Linked DNA regions of Homo sapiens: region 2 is linked to region 1. The links are chromatin loops, found by intact Hi-C in ENCODE. Cell type or tissue: Caco-2. All regions are shown on one strand.

Region 1 (8,000 bases):
CTGGCTAATTTTTTTTATTTTTTATAGAGACCAGGTCTTGCTGTATTGCCCAGGCTAGTCTCGAACTCCTGGCCTCAAGCTATCCTTTCACCTCAACCTCCCAAAGTACTGGGATTTTAGGCGTGAGTCACCATACCCGGCCAAGAATTAATGAATCTTTTGATGTAACAGATATTTATAAAATTATAAATAATATGCACATTTAATCATAGTTGAGCAATATACCACACAGCAAAAGCTGACTTTACCTTATTCAAGGTGCCTCTATCACCTGAACTACAAAATGCCCTTGGCCTTCCTTACATGGGGTGAGGCCTTCCTCACTATTGATGCAGAATATAACAGTAATGGTTTGACCAGCCACTTACGGTAGCAAGAAACCTAACTCAAGGTCTCATCCCAGTTATGATCTGAAAGCAGTCAACATCTGCTCTGTGGGTAGGATTTATTTTATTAAGACAAAAGCTGGGTTGACGCCAAGGCAGAATGTGCCTGAGCAAACATGAGGCCCTCCCTGTCCATCCCCACCTTGGTGGTTCTCCTTCCTTTCCAGCTCCAGCAGCCCCTCTAGTTGGGTGGGCACGCAAGATGCCACCAGGCTCAGCCCTGTTTAGATACACAGCAACTGTGTAGCACTGTGAAAGTGGAGACTTCCCGAGGACTTAGATCCTTGTAAGATGAAAGGACTGAACTACATAGAATCAGTGCACTCCCTTCTGAACTTACCACGTGGTTTTTATTGTCGTGCGTGGTTTGCTTTATTATTTTTATTTATTTTTTGAGACAGCATCTTGCTTTGTTGCCCAGGCTGGAGTTCGGTGGCACAATCTTGACTCACTGCAACCTCCACCTCCCGGGTTCAAGTGAGTCTCCTGCTTCAACCTCCCGAGGAGCTGGGATTACAGGCGCCCACCGCCACGCCCGGCTCATTTTTGTTATTTTTAGTAGAGACGACAGGGTTTCACCATGTTGCCCAGGCTGGTCTCAAACTCCCGACCTCAAGTGATCCACCCACCTCGGCCTCCCAAGGTGCTGGGATGACAGGCGTGAGCCACCACCGGTTTGCTTTATTTTCAGTCTTCCCTTTAAACCTGAATCACTTAGTTGCCACAGGTAGAGTTTGAGTCCCAGTTAGGGTGGACTCTTAGTGCTGCAATTGGCTACACATGTGACCCTGGCTAAGCTCTCTGACTTCTTGGAGCCCGTTTTCTCATCTGTAAAATAGAGATACGGAGCATGAACCATGTCATATTCCTGAGAGGATTAAATGATGTCATAAGATGTATGTGTGGTTCCGGGCAGCCCCTCGGGAAAGGAGCAGCTCCTTCACAACCAGGACCGAAGGCAGGAAGCACAGCCTGTGCCTCCCTTTCTTCCTCCACAGAGCTTTGCCCAAAGTGGATTTCTCCTGAGCACTCACTGGCTGGTGGATAGAGAAGCTGCAATTGCAGAAAGACTAGGATTTTAATTTCAAAATGAACATGCTTTTGATTTTCTTTTTGTTGCAGAAACTGGAAGAGAAGTTCCGGCTGAACAGGCGAGAACTGATTGCCTTTGAATTCCCGGTGTTAGTGGCCTTGGAATTCGCCCTCCACTTGCCCGAGCACGAAGTCATGCCCCACTACAGACGGCTGGTCCAGAGTTCCTAGCACTGGCCCCGAGGACAGCCAAGGGCCATTTCTTCTCAGCTTGGTGGAGCAGCACTTACTTACTACTGGAAATGAAAAAAAGTAGAACTCAGAATACCAGACTTTTCTTCCTCTCGACATAGTTTGGGGAGAAGCAGTACTAGAAACTTTCCAAGGAGTCTTGGGTGTGTAGCCAAGAGGAGCCATGAGCTATGGACTCCTCAAGCACGGGAAGAGGAGGTGTGTGCTGAGAACAGAGAGGCCCTGCCCTCTGTCCACTAGCGAGAATCCCTAGCTGCCCCAGCCCAGTCTTTCTCCCCGGCATTCACAAACTTTGCAAGCGTGGTCCAGGGCCTTCTCCAGATCTGTTCCAACTTGGAGTGTGAAGGGCTTGAGCATACGGGGGAAGAGAGTCTGCAGAAGTTGGGGGAAAACTTTTAAAAGATACCCTCATTGTGTCAAAGAGTGTGCCAATCTATTTTTGTATCAGCATTGGAAGTGCACTTTCCCCTGGGGCGTGTGGGTGTGTGAATGTGCAAGTGTCTGAGAGATACTGCATCAGCCCTAGACCCCCAGAGCCAGTCCCGCCCTTTACAGAGCAGCCCTTAGCCTGGGGCCATGGGTCAGGCTGACCTTCAACAATTATTTCTAGATGATTTCTGGATAAGAATTGCTCTCTCGGTACCAGACAGTTTGACATCCTCCACCCTTAGAAAATGACTGACATTGTTTTGTTACTGCTCCTACCCACCAAGGGGATAAAGAAGGCGAGTTCTGAGTGTTGGATGAGTCAGTCGCGTGGAAGGACGTGGAGCGTGGCGCTCTGTAACTTCCTGCCGTCTGCCACCCCGCCACGTGTATTTAACCCTCGCACTTTCTCCACTGTGGAGATGGCTGGGGCGGCGCCCCACAGTGTGTATTCCTGTCCTCTATGTTAGAGTGCATCAGAAGCACATTTACTGTGCTATCTATATCGCTATATAAAAGTGTTTTATAAAAACCCAGAATAGGAGCACGACGCATGATTGGTGTTTGAGGCGTTTGCCAGCTGGGACAAACTGCGTTTGGAGCTGTGGTTAAGCTGACTAAGGAGGCGGTGGCTCTTTCTTAACATTCCCACGTGCCCAGGGCTGTTCATGCAAGATTTTAATGGTGACTTGTCCTGGCTTACTGGGACAGTCTGTATGAGGCATGTCACCACACTGTCGCCTCATAGCTGCAAGAGAGAGGCACCAGCTGAAGTTCCCCTGACTGAAGAGAGCCTGTGGCCATGTAAAAAGAGAATTAAACTCTTGTTGCTTTTTGTATACCTGTATGCGTTTGTGTAGACGTGTGTCTCACCAGTCACCTTTGCCCTGCATTGCTGATCCCCTTGCGCACACTGATTCTAGTGAGGTCACAGATTCGGAGCTTCACACACCAGCCCAGAGAAAGGGCGATGGAACCGAACCGAGGGTCTGCAGCTTTCGTTAGCAGAGCTGTCAGATTCTTGACAGTCTTGGAGGATGGAGAAATTCAAGCAGCAGCTGGTGAGGGCCAAAACAGAATACTTGGCTTCTTCAGAATCTTAGATTGCACTGAGTTTAGTCCTAAATATTTTGCTAACAAATTTCCTTGGCCAGAATCAGTTGTAAGACAGTGATTTGGGTGGTGGGGGGAGGGAGGAGGGAGAGGATATGATTAATGTGGTCTCTTTGGCTGATCGAAAGCTAGATCAACTGGTACTTAGGGCACTTGCTGTTTATAAAGCAAAATTGAGAAAATATTCAAGGTGCCTCCATCGCCTGAACTACAAAATGCCCTTGGCCTTCCTCACATGGGGTCTGTCACCTTGCATCTCTGATAAGCCATCCACCTTCCTGGTCAGTGCCTACAGGGGGAGAGCCTTTCTGAGAAGCAGGTCCTGTGGTATCTGAGAATGGTCTAGAGAGCTCCCCACTGCCCATCTGCCCCCGAATTTCCTGCCAAGCTCTGGGGAGTGGGGTGGGGGGAGGGACGTCCGATGGATGACAGGCCGCCAGCCCAGACGTGGGGAGAGAAGCCTGAGTCCTTTCCTGTGTGATAAAATCAGGCTAATTTACTTGGATTTGGGGTGATTTGTTTGGTTTTTAGCATTTATGAGGTGAGCCCATGAAGTTAGTGGTCCATTACTTTTTAAAGATGCATTTTCATTTTAAACTGTCTCCTGGCCTGTGGATTTGTGGAATGGACAGTTTTGTGGGTTTTAATTTATTTGTGAGGAGTCGGGGCTGAGAAGGCATTTTATCAGGAGGTCTCCTTTTGCACGTCCATGACATGAGCTTTTCGGAGGCAAAGGAAGTGGAGGAGGGTGAGAGATGCAGGTCACTGCCAGAGGCACCTCTGTGACACGGAACATTCCAGACACGTCGCAGCCTTGGGCTTCGGCGAGGAGGAAGTCTGAGCCTGTGAAGCGAGAAGGCCAGGCAGTAGACTGGCTCTGAGGTTTTGCCCTTTGACCTCCTCCACAGAGGGCAGCTTCAGCCCCTTGTAAGCCCTGCCCCCTCTCAGGACTGCCCTGAGGCCTCTCCAGTCCTCCCCACACTCAGAGATCTGTGGGGAAGCTCCGCCCAGCCACACTCCTTGGGATAATACTAGCCGGTTCTGCCTGATTCCTTTTCCCCCGGAGCCAGCCTAGGGGGCCCGGGACTCCTCTAGTGAGCCTTGACTGTTAGGTAAGAGACAGGAAGCAGACAAGCCAAGAGGTTGCTGCAGCTGCCCCCAGGAGGAAACGGGCAGCAGGGAGTGTGGCCCAGCCCCCACTGTACCCCTCCAGGGGCCCGAGCCCTTGCCAGCCCAATGACACCTTGAAGTCACCACTTTTCCTTTCTTGCCCGCTAATAAAACCTATTTAAACAGGAAATTCATACCAAATGCAAATGGGTTTTGTTTTCCTTGGCATTTTGTTGTTCCGATCACAGATTTCCCTGCCAGGGTGTCTGTGGTTATCAGCTGCAGGCTCAGCTTGGGGCGGCCGCTTCACACAAGCCACTCTGTACCACGTGCCCTACCTTAGTGACGGGAGTAAGGAGCTTCCTTCCCCTCCATGTCATTCCTTCCTGTTCCCTTCATTCCCCAACAGCAAATAAAACTGTTGAATGCTCTGGCTGCTGAGTTCTTTATCTCTCACTCAGACGTTTCCGGCTTAGTGCTGAACAGCTGGCCCCTTGCCCTCCCCAGCCCTGGCTGCCTCCCGTGACTCCTGAGAGCCTGAAGCCTTTCTGCCCTGCTGCAAGCTTAAGTGGGTGGGGTGGGGGGAGGCTGGAGAATGAAGTGCATTTGAGCCAGGTGGTTTTGTTACCTGTTCAGCAACAAAAGACATCTTTCAAATCAAGGGGGATTTTTGGGGTTGGGGATGGGGGCGCGCCCTGACGTCACCTCCCCGGGGCTGTTGGCACAGTTGGGTAAGCACAGTGCTGAGGGCCAGCAAGAGCAGGGAGTAAACTGAGTGTAAATCTGGAATCACATCACCAACACCAATGTCAATAAAAAGCAGCTTCCAGTCATGCAGCTGCAAAGCAAAGCTGAGATTCAAAGCTGGAAAAGAAGAAAAATGGCAGGTGAAGGGGAAAGGTCCTCTTGCCACCTGCACACAGCCCAGCGGAAGGGACCCAGGCCAGGATGGGAAGGGGTGCTATCTAAGAGCCCCCACCCCATAAAGGGCCCTTTAGACTTCGAAATAGGTAGTCCAGAAAGGCTGCAAACCTAAGACTGGCAAAACCACAAAGAAATGCCTCGCGAGTACTGTGCTTCCTCACACACAGACTTCTTGACTTCAGATGACACATCATCTATACAACATCAATACACCTAGTACGGCTAGGTGTGGTGGCTTACACCTGTAGTCCCAGCTACTCAGGAAGCTAAGACAGAAGGATCACTTGATCCCAGGAGTTCAAGGCTGCAGTGAGCTAGGATCATTCCACCTTATTCCAGTCTGGGCAACAGAGCAAGACCATGTCTCTATTTTGTTTTTTAAGGGCTGGGTGGGGCAGGCACAGTGGCTCACACCTGTAATCCCAGCACTCTGGGAGGCCGAGGTGGGTGGATTGCTTGACACCAGCCTGGGCAACATGGCAAAACCCTGTCTCTACTGAAAATACAAAAAATTAACTGGGCATGGTGGTACACGCCTGTAGTCCCAGCTAGTTGGGAGGCTGAGGTGGGAGAATCACCAGAGTCCAGGAGGTCAAGGCTGCAGTGATCACACCACTGCACTCCAGCCTGGGTGAAGGGAGCAAGACCCTGTCTCAGAAAAAAAAGAAAAAAGTACATCTAACCTACTAAACATCACAGCTTAACCTTTCCTACCTCAAATACACTCAGAACACTTTTGTACAGTATTTGATAAATTACATGAGATAGTCAACACCTTCTTACAAAATAGGCTTTATGTGAGATGATTCAGCCTAGCATCTCCAAGGGGTATCATACAGCACATGGCTAGCCTGGTAAGGATCAAAATTCAAAGTACATTTATACGGAATGCTTTTGCACCATCATAAAGTTGACAGTTGTGCAAGTCAAACCATCATAAGCTGGGGCTTCCATATGCCATCTCTCACCACCATCTTGCCACTAAGAGCACGGCCCAAGGATCAGCAGCATTCACATCACCTACAGGCTTATTAAAGATGCAGAATCTACATCTTACCATTCCTCCTTGGTGATTTGTATGCCTGTTAAAGTCTGAGAGGCACCATTCCTCCGTATTAGCATAGGACATAAAACTGTCTAGGAAAGAGAAAGGTATAGAGAAAAATCTAAATTTTTTTCTTTAATACCAAAAAGAATAGTGCCAGCTTCAGAGGTTGTTTTGACATGTGTTTACCTAGCTGCTTCATCTAACAATTTTTTGGGTGCACAAGGCCAAAAAGATGTAAACTGGACTAAGCAACAGCTAACATATTGGTCCCAAGTACAGAGCTAACTTACAGTGCATCACAGCAGCTGCTGGTTAAGGACATTGCTCAGATGAGGCCTGGATCCCAGGTTCCCAGGGCTCACAGATACAGCGTTAGGATGGTGGCAAGTCAGGGTTCCCAACAGCACTGGAGCACAATTCTCTACTGTAGCTGGGGACTGTAGAGCTGTGACCTTGGGGACATCACAAATGGGCAGACCTCCAGTTTGCTTGGACTGACACTGATTGACGTCCACCTAGCGCTTATGAAATGTGTCTTCCACTGGGTTCTGTGGGCTTCCTGATGTCGGGCAGAGCCTGCTGGGGGCAGGTGCAAGGCACCCTTACCAGGTGCCGTGAGGCTGTTCTCCAGATGAGCCTCAATGTGGAAGCTTGAAAGGGAAGCTCCAGGGGAGAGACAGATTCCCCAGGTGGGCCCAGGGTTGGCCAAGGCCAAGGCAGCAGGGTTGGAAATCAGTGCTCAGGAATTAGCCGAGTACACAGATCACAAAGTGGGTCAAGATGAAGCAATTGTCTGGTCCCAAAAGTGAAGACCAAGAAACCAGAACTGACAAGTTAGATGCTTGGAAAGAAGATGGGTGGGAATGAAATCAGGGACTCCTTACCAGGGCACCAGAACAGGCTAGTGAGAAACCAGAGACGTGAACTGTGATAGGCAGATGAAGCCTTGGACACGGTCTTCAACAAGGGGCTGGTGCTTAGGAGGACTCGATATTCACCAAGCAGATATCATGCGCCAGCCCTGTGCTGGGCACTTAATGCACCTGTCCTCATTTAACCCTTAAACAATGAGGTACCTGGGGCTCTGAAACATCACATAAGGTGGCCAATGACACACGATTATGAAGTGACAAAGGCAAGATTCAAACCCAGCTATAATTCCAAAGCCCAAGCACCTGTCCTGCCTCATGCTTAGAATGAAACAGAGCCACTAACATGGTGGAGGGCCAAAGCGAGGCTGAGCCAGATGCTGGAGAGATGGCCTTGAGTTAGAGGAGGTCTTCTGATGCCCTCAGTTAGACAGGGCCTTCTCCCTGCCCTTCCCAGCCACTGCTGGCCCTTTTCCCTGCAGAGGAGAAGGGATCTGGAGCTACGAAATCCATAGCATCGTCTTCTTGGGTCTGAGTGGCCTCCACATTTGATGTGGGGCCCACGTCTGAGCCCCCTGGTAGAACATGAAATGTTTGGAAAACTTGCTTCCATAACAAGTAAGCTAAGGGGCTTTTGAAAGTAAGTAAAAGATCACAATCAGGTTTAACGCAGCCAGTGTTCACGTCCACCAACATTTCACCAGCTAGTGTCTCGTGGTGCATGTGTAGATTTTCCACCATGTGTTATAATTAAGACAAATTCTCCTTGCCCTACGCTCTGCGTGTTCCTTGGCTGCTGTCCCTTTAATCAGTGTGTGACTAGGAAATGCAAATTTGTTT
Region 2 (8,000 bases), 180 kb before region 1:
CCATAAATATTTGTGCCGTTGTCTTAGTTTCAATTAGCATTTGGTGTTTTCCTTGGACTGGTTTTTGTGATGGGATGGGGGTGGAGTATTCACAGCCTGATATGCCTTCTGTGAAACTCTGCATCCCGAAACCACATAGCGCAGTGCAGGAGACGACATCGATGTACAGTCAAAACAAGACTGGGAGTGCCCTGTGAGCCAGGCAGTGCTGCGTCTCAGCTGCAGAGTGACCCTGAAGCTCAGGACACCCGGAGGCAGTCATCACACGGAGGAACACTGAAAAAACAAGCCCTCCCCTGAACCTTCCAGAACTTTGCTCTGAACTGACACAAGGTGACCACCATCCAGAACCTAATTCCAGGGAAGAACACTTTTATGAGAGTCAACAGGTGTCATTGAGAAATCTGGATATAAGTTCATAGAGGGTGGTGGAGGAGAGAAATAAGACATTGTAAACCAAAGGCCCTTGCAGATAGAAGGATTTCCAAGTGCTCCTATATGTCAATGAACTCCTTTGAGTTTTTATTTCCCCATCTGTAAAATGGGACTACTAATACTCATCCTGATGATCACCAGGGACCAAATGAGGAAGTTATGTAAATGAGATCAGTTTAAAAACTATAAAGTGCTCTGGGAATACGACTGCTATTCTGTAATACATGTATGTATGTACTGTATGTATGAAGTGGAGTTTCAGCAGCATGACATGGACAACAGTGATTTCCACTAAAACACATGAGAAAGAATATACAATTCATGATAAATTTCAAGTGACTGTTGCATTTATTTTTATTATTTTTGGTTTTTAAAGACAGGGTCTCTCTGTTGCCCAGGCTGGAGTGTGGTGGCTATTCACAGGTGGGTCATGGTTGTAGCACACTACAGCATCAAACTTCTAGGCTCAAGTGATGCCCCACCTCAGCCTCCATAGCTGGGACTACAGGCAAACTCTATCACACCGAGCTAGTTATTGCATTTTTTTTTTTTTTTTGAGACAGAGTCTCACTCTGTTGCCAGGCTGGAGTGCAGTGGCGCAATCTCAGCTCACTGCAACCTCTGCCTCCTGGGTTCAAGCGATTCTCGTGCCTCAGCCTCCCAAGTAGCTGGGATTACAGGCGTGCGCCACCACATCCAGCTAGTTTTTGTATTTTTAGTACAGATGGGGTTTCACCATGTTGCCCAGGCTGGTCTCAATCTCCTGATCTCGTGATCTGCCCGCCTTTGCCTCCCAAAGTGCTGGGATTATAGGCATGAGCTACCGCTCCTGGCCGCTACTGCATTTTTAAACCTGGGTCAAGCAAGACAGCTTTGCAAACATAACAAAATAACAACAATACAGTCCCGTAGTGTTAGATAGGGATTTTGCACGGGCACTGAGCCTTCCAGACAAACTCAAGGCTGGTGAGGCAGGTGATACCTACAGCCTGGAGGAGCCAACTCCTCTACGCATGCTACACACACAGGGGTGCCGTTTCTGGGCTGCAGCTCCAGGCTGGGGAGAGTTCCTCGCATGGATAAATGTTAGAGACAGTGTCTTACAAAAATGAAAAACGAAGTCAAGTTTTCTTCGCAGCTTCTATACATGTACCCAATGAAAATCAGAAAACCACAATTCTAATTCTTAGGCCGGGCGCGCTGGCTCATGCCTGTAATCTCAGCACTTTGGGAGGCCAAGGCAGGTGGATCACCTGAGGTCAGGAGTTCGAGACCAGCCTGACCAACATGGAGAAACCCCTGTCTCTACTAAAAATACAAAATGGGCCAGGCGCAGTGGCTCACGCCTGTAATCCCAGCACTTTGGGAGGCCAAGACAGGTGGATCACGAGGTCAGGAGATTGAGACCATCCTGGCTAACATGGTGAAACCCCATCTCTACAAAAACTACAAAAATTAGATGGGCGTGGTGGTGGGTGCCTGTAGTCCCAGCTACTCGGGAGGCTGAGGCAGGAGAATGGCGTGAACCCAGGAGGCAGAGCTTGCAGTGAGCCAAGATCACACCACTGCACTCCAGGCTGGGTGACAGGGTGAGACTCCGTCTCAAAAAAAAAAAAAAGAAAAACACAGTTCTAATTCTTATTGATACTCTTTTGTCTCAGAATGATAGAACGGAGAAAAAGTAGAGGTTTTTTTTTTTGAGACACAGTCTCACTCTGCAGCCCAGCCTGAAGTGCAGTGGCAGGATCACTGCAGACTCAACCTCCTGAGCTCAAGCAATGCTCCTACCTCAGTCCCCCAAGTAACTGGGACTATAGACACACACCACCACACCTGGCTACTTTTTTTCATTTTTTGTAGAGACAGGGTTTCACTTTGCTGCCCAGACTGTGTCTCAAGCTCCCGGTTTCAAGCAATCGTCCCACCTCAGTCTCCCAAATTGCTGAGATTACAGGTGTGAGCCACGGTGCCTGGCCAAAAGTAGGATTTTATAGTGATATTCCACAATCCTTCATCAAGTCTCATCCAAATCAATCTGTTTCTTCAAGATTTCACAAAATCATCAAATGCTGGGGCTGCAAAGGATTTTAAGTGTTATGTTCTAGTCGTTCACCAGAGATTCAGTTTCATCCCTACAGCGTCAAGGCTAAAAACTCTTGTGTTGGGATTTGACCACCTGAAATCATATCCTGGCTCTACCATTTCCTGGATGTAGGACTCTGAGAAATTTAAACTATCTCCAAGTCCCAGTTTCCTCATCTATAAAATGGAAACAATAATAATATCTACCTCAGGCTTGCTGTAATGAAGAAATGAAATAACGTACCCTAACGTCATGTCCAGCACCCAGCAACTGGCCAGTTAGTGTTCACTATTACTGTCAATTTTAGAAACGTTAGATACAAAGCACAAAATACTCTGCAGCACCATTAAGCCAAGGCGTCCCATTGGAGACTCTGGCAGTCTGTGCCTGCCAATAGCTAACTCCATTTTTTTTTTTTTTTTTTTTGAGACGGAGTCTCGCTCTGTCACCCAGGCTGGAGTGCAGAGGCGCGATCTCGGCTCACTGCAAGCCCCGCCTCCTGGGTTCACACCATTCTCCTGCCTCAGCCTCCCGAGTAGCTGGGACCACAGGCCCCCGCCACCACGTCTGGCTAATTTTTTGTATTTTTCGTAGAGACGAGGTTTCACCATGTTAGCCAGGATGGTCTCGATCTCCTGACCTCATGATCTGCCCACCTCAGCCTCCCAAAGTGCTGGGATTACAGGCTTGAGCCACCGTGCCCGGCCGCCACTAGCTAACTCTTGATCTGTAAAGCTAATTAACTGAGTATTTATCAGAGTGGGGAAAGAAAAAGGAATTTGAAGGGAGTGACAATAAAATTAATTTAAATATCGTAAATCCAATTCAGTAAATCCTTTCACTCAAGAGAAGTGAAGGCAGTGTTTCCAGGACACAGACAGGTATGCTTTGTGCACATGTGCTTCCCACTCCAGAAAGCAAGCCTGGCGTCCATGATCTTATGGTGTGTGGAGGGGATATCAACAAACTGGCTGCTCAGGAGCAGGGACCATTCCCAGCCTGGCATGTGTGTAAGTGAGAAAAGCAGGGGGCACCAGAGTCACAGGTTAAAAAAGTGGTTCAGCTTCCTGGAGCACTACTCTTCTGAAACAGAACGTAAATATTTGCATGCATTTTTTCAGACAAAATACACTACTTCAAAGAACTTTCTGGCATGCCATATTCCATCTCTAGCTGGGCCTCCAGTTCCGCAGGGACTGTATACTCTGTTCTGCCAAGGAGGGCTCTGGGGGAAGAGCTGGTGGTGCCCTGGAGTAGGAGAAAGATCACTGGACCAGGAGGCAGCGCGGGGAATGGCTGAGGTCTAGGTTCCATCCCCTCTGCTCCTCTAACCCCTTCTACTGTCACTAAAGGCACTATCTCAGCTCCTGCACTTAGCATGGCTTCCCTAAGTTACCCCAGCAGCCACCCAAGAAGGTGGCTAAGAAAGAAGCACTTCCTTCTTTCACGTAGAGTGATCTTTTGAAACCAAATTGACTCAGGCTAGAAACCTTCCATGAGTCCCTCTGGCTTCTGGAGTAAAGTCCCTGGCACAAGGCCCCTCACAGCCCAACTCCCAATGAAGGCTTTGCTATTCCACCACTCCCCATGCACCCCACATCCCTCAGCTCCCTCCCTGTTCTCCTCGCTTTTCCTGGTGCAGCTCCATCTGCCTTGTTCCCCAGTCCACTCCACCCAGGGAACCTTGGCTCACCCCTTGAGACCTCATTCATAGCCCTCCCGAGTAGGATGTGTTCCATCTCAACAAAGCAAGGTCCCCACGTTAACTGGCAGCCCTGGTTATCAGTGCGTGCTGACTGCAATTGTGTTTATTCCCTTTTCTTTTTCTTTTCCTTTTTTTTTTTTTGAGATGGAGTTTTACTCTTGTTGCCCAGGCTGGAGTGCAATGGCGTGATCTCGGCTCACCGCAATCTCCGCCTCCCGGGTTCAAGCGATTCTCCTGCCTCAGCCTCCCAAATAGTTGGGATTGCAGGCATGCACCACCATGCACGGCTAGTTTTGTATTTTTAGTAGAGATGGGGTTTCTCCATGTTGGTCAGGCTGGTCTCGAACTCCTGACCTCAGGTGATCCACCTGCCTTGGCCTCCCAAAGTGTTGGGATTACAGGCGTGAGCCACCACGCCTGGCCGTTATTCCCTTTTCTAGTTGGCAGAGAAAACCTCAAGAAGCTCTTTTGAAACTAAATCTCAGCAGATTTTTATTTCCAAACAGAATTAAAACAGGAAGTGAGAGTCAAAGTGTGCTCCACTGTGACAAAAGTCACATTAGGAAATCAAAGTGTCCTCATCTCTTAGGAAGCTCAGGTCTCCTTAGGGGCACAGTGAAATTCCCAGGCTTCCATCTGAGAGTCTATGGAAACTCACTTCAAGAGGTTCTCACTGGTGTTTGATTTTACTCCGAGGCAGGGCAAAATGTTTCATGGTTTTGAACGTGAAGAAAGTTCCTGCAGAGGCAAAGTCAGACAGGGTCAACTGCAGGGGCTGCAGAGAGCCAGGCTGGGGGCCAGCTAGAGTTAGAAGAGACTTCAGTGTTTCCTTCAATTAAAAAAAAAAAAAAAAGCCCTTTTGTAGAGGAAGTCCTGTGTCTCCAAGCAAGTTCTAACTTCACTAAAAAAAGCTTAGCTAAGCTCCGCCAACTGATTCGGTCTTTTTCCACAGAGAGGGAGAAGAGGGATGGCTGTTTTCTCTCAACTCCAGAGGAGAGTGAGTGAGGAATGAATTGTTTGTCTTCCACATAGCAAACCAAACTGGAGTCATTTTTACCCGAATGTATCAGTGGAAACCAAACTGGCGTCACTACAAAATTCCCAAGTCTCTTGCTGCTTCTGGGTTTATTCCTTGTTGTCAATGTTGTTTATTTTGTTCTTCCCACAAGTTGCAATGAATAATGTTGAATAAATGAATGAATAATGAATAATAAGAATGAATAATAAGTGAATGAATGAACACAAAACAGAAACTAACAAACTATCCAGGAAGCACAGAGATGTGTCATAGCCAGCAGAGAAAGGCTAAAAGACCTCAAGTTGTTTTCTGCCATTCTTACAAAGATGCTAATTATTATTATTATTATTTTTGAGATGGAGTCTTGACCCGTCACTCAGGCTAGAGTGCAGTGGGGCGATCTCGGCTCACTGCAAGCTCTGCCTCCCGGGTTCACGCCATTCTCCTACCTCGGCCTCCTGAGTAGCTGGGACTACAGGCACCCGCCACCACTCCTGGCTAATTTTTTGTATTTTTAGTAGAGACGGGGTTTCACCGTGTTAGCCAGGATGGTCTCGATCTCCTGACCTCGTGATCCACCTACCTCGGCCTCCCAGAGTGCTAGGATTACAGGCGTGAGCCACCACAACCGGCCGATGCTAATATTTTATCCGAACTCTACTTACAGCTCAAATTTTCGTTTTGTCATTCATCATTTATCTATTCATCTGGTACTTACTGAGTTGTTATATGTGAGGCATTGCATTAAAAGTCACCCAGGCTGGGTGCAGTGGCTCACGCCTGTAATCCCAGTATTTTGTGAGGCCAAGGCAGGAGGATCACGAGATCAGGAGATCGAGACCATCCTGGCTAACACAGTGAAACTCCATCTCTACTGAAAATACAAAAAATTAGCTGGGCGTGGTGGCGGGTGCCTGTAGTCCCAGCTACTCGGGAGGCTGAAGCAGGAGAATGGCGTGAACCCGGGAAGTGGAGCTTGCAGTGAGCCGAGATGGTGCCACTGCACTCCAGCCTGGGTGACAGAGTAATACTCCATCTCAAAAATAAAAAGAAAAAAGTAATCAGATATATAAAAAAACTTGGAATAAACAAAAAAAAATTACTGGTGTCTCCAGTGGAAAACAATGTGTTGCTTAGAGCACACTGTTCTAGATTATTTAATTTCAGCTATTTATTGTCTTTGAGCTATTTTATAACTTTTTTTTTGAGACAGGATCTCGCTCTATCACTCAGGCTACAGCGCTGTGGTGCAAACACAGCTCACAGCAGCCTCCACCTTCCAGGCTCTGGTAGATCGTCTCGCCTCTGCCTCCTGAGTAGCTGGGACTACAGGCGTGTGCCACAATGCCTGGCTAATTTTTACATTTTTCATAGAGATGGGGTCTTGCTGTGTTGCCCAGGCTTGTCTCAAACTCCTGGGCTCAAGCAGTCCCCCACCTTGAGCCCACCAAAGTACTGGGATTACAGGCATAAGCCACCTTGTCCAGCCTATTTTAACTTTTAAGTTGTCAAATACTGATAGCAATGCAAAATAATTCTTGTCTCTAGACGTAAATTCTGTTTGGTGGTGGTTGAATTGACTCCCTCTGCTCATACCCATTAATCTCCCCCACCTCAACCTGCCTTTGGAAAGAGCGAAGTTCACATCTATTTATAAATTTATTTCAACATTTATTTTATTTTATTTTGTTTTTGAGATGGAGTCTCACTCTGTCACCCAGACTGGAGTATAGTGGTGCAATCTCGGCTCACTGCAACCTCTACCTCCTGGGTTCAAGCAATTCTCCTGCCTCAGCCTCCCAAATAGCTGGGATTACAGGCACCCACTACCGTGCCTGGCTAATTTTTATATTTTTAGTAGAGATGGGGTTCCACCATGTTGGCCAGGCTGGTCTCAAACTCCTGACCTCAAGTGATCTGCCCACCTCGGCCTCCCAGTGTTCTGGGATTACAGGCATGAGCCCCACACCCGGCCTCAACATTTCTTTATTCCACATCAGTATGTGGTTCTTTGCTTTCTCCTTTAAATGATCATAACATCTGCCTGGTTCCTGTCTCATAATGAGGTAAATAAAATCTTTAACATGTGTTCATTGTATATCTATGTGAGAGTCATGATTTTACCTTTTCAGAAAACTTCCTTTAACAAAGGTAGCAATCTTTTCAAGTACTGTTCATGTTTCTGAGTCTTAAGAAATGATTGCCGGGTGCGGTGGCTCATGCCTGTAATCCCGGCACTTTGAGAGGTGGAGGCGGGCAGATCACAAGGTCAGGAGTTCGAGACCAGCCTGGCCAACATGGTGAAACTCCCGTCTCTAATAAAAATACAAAAATTAGCTGGGTGTGGTGGCACGTGCCTGTAACCCCAGCTACTGGGGAGGCTGAGGCAGGAGAATCGCTTGAACCTAGGAGGTGGAGGTTGCAGTGAGCCGAGATTGTGCCGCTGCATTCCAGCCTAGGGGACAGAGTGAGACTCCGTCTCAAAAAAAAAAAAAGGGAAATGATTATCTCCTGCCCAAGGTTATGAAGATATTTTAATGCACGTGCTTCTAGGCCTTTTAAAGTTTTGCTTTTAGCCAGGTGAAGTGGCTCATGCCTGTAAGCCCAGCACTCTAAGGGGCTGAGGCAGGAGGATTACTTGAGTCCAGGAGTTCAAGACAAGCCTAAACTTGGCAAAACCCCATCTCTACAAAAAAATACAAAAATTATCTGAGTGTGGTGGTGTGCATCTGTCATCCCAGCTATTATACTTGGGAGGC

The links. A loop is a pair of places that touch in the nucleus more often than their neighbours do. Peaks named below come from ENCODE experiments on the same cell type or tissue, not always from the same donor. Only the 100,000 strongest peaks of a DNase experiment are listed, where the experiment ranks them.
Region 2: it touches region 1 in a loop (13-fold over the local background); 2 of 110 quality-filtered maps call a loop at or near these places.

What each region holds. Positions count from the first base shown.
Region 1 is chr18:23,255,719-23,263,718 of GRCh38, forward strand. It overlaps CABLES1 (Cdk5 and Abl enzyme substrate 1), which reads left to right. Exons shown (of 10, transcript NM_001100619.3): 10 at 1,509-4,752. The coding sequence ends at 1,649. It also overlaps a transcript of SLC35D4 not described here. Among named protein-coding and RNA genes, the nearest start is that of CABLES1, 120 kb to the left of the region's middle. RefSeq lists enhancers at 3,581-4,244, 3,875-3,924. In Caco-2, no CTCF peak of the experiment used is centred here; DNase peaks (open chromatin) are centred at 4,183 and 4,683; H3K4me3 peaks cover 199 bases.
Region 2 is chr18:23,074,036-23,082,035 of GRCh38, forward strand. No RefSeq gene overlaps it. Among named protein-coding and RNA genes, the nearest start is that of CABLES1, 57 kb to the right of the region's middle. In Caco-2, a CTCF peak has its summit at 3,593; a DNase peak (open chromatin) is centred at 3,566.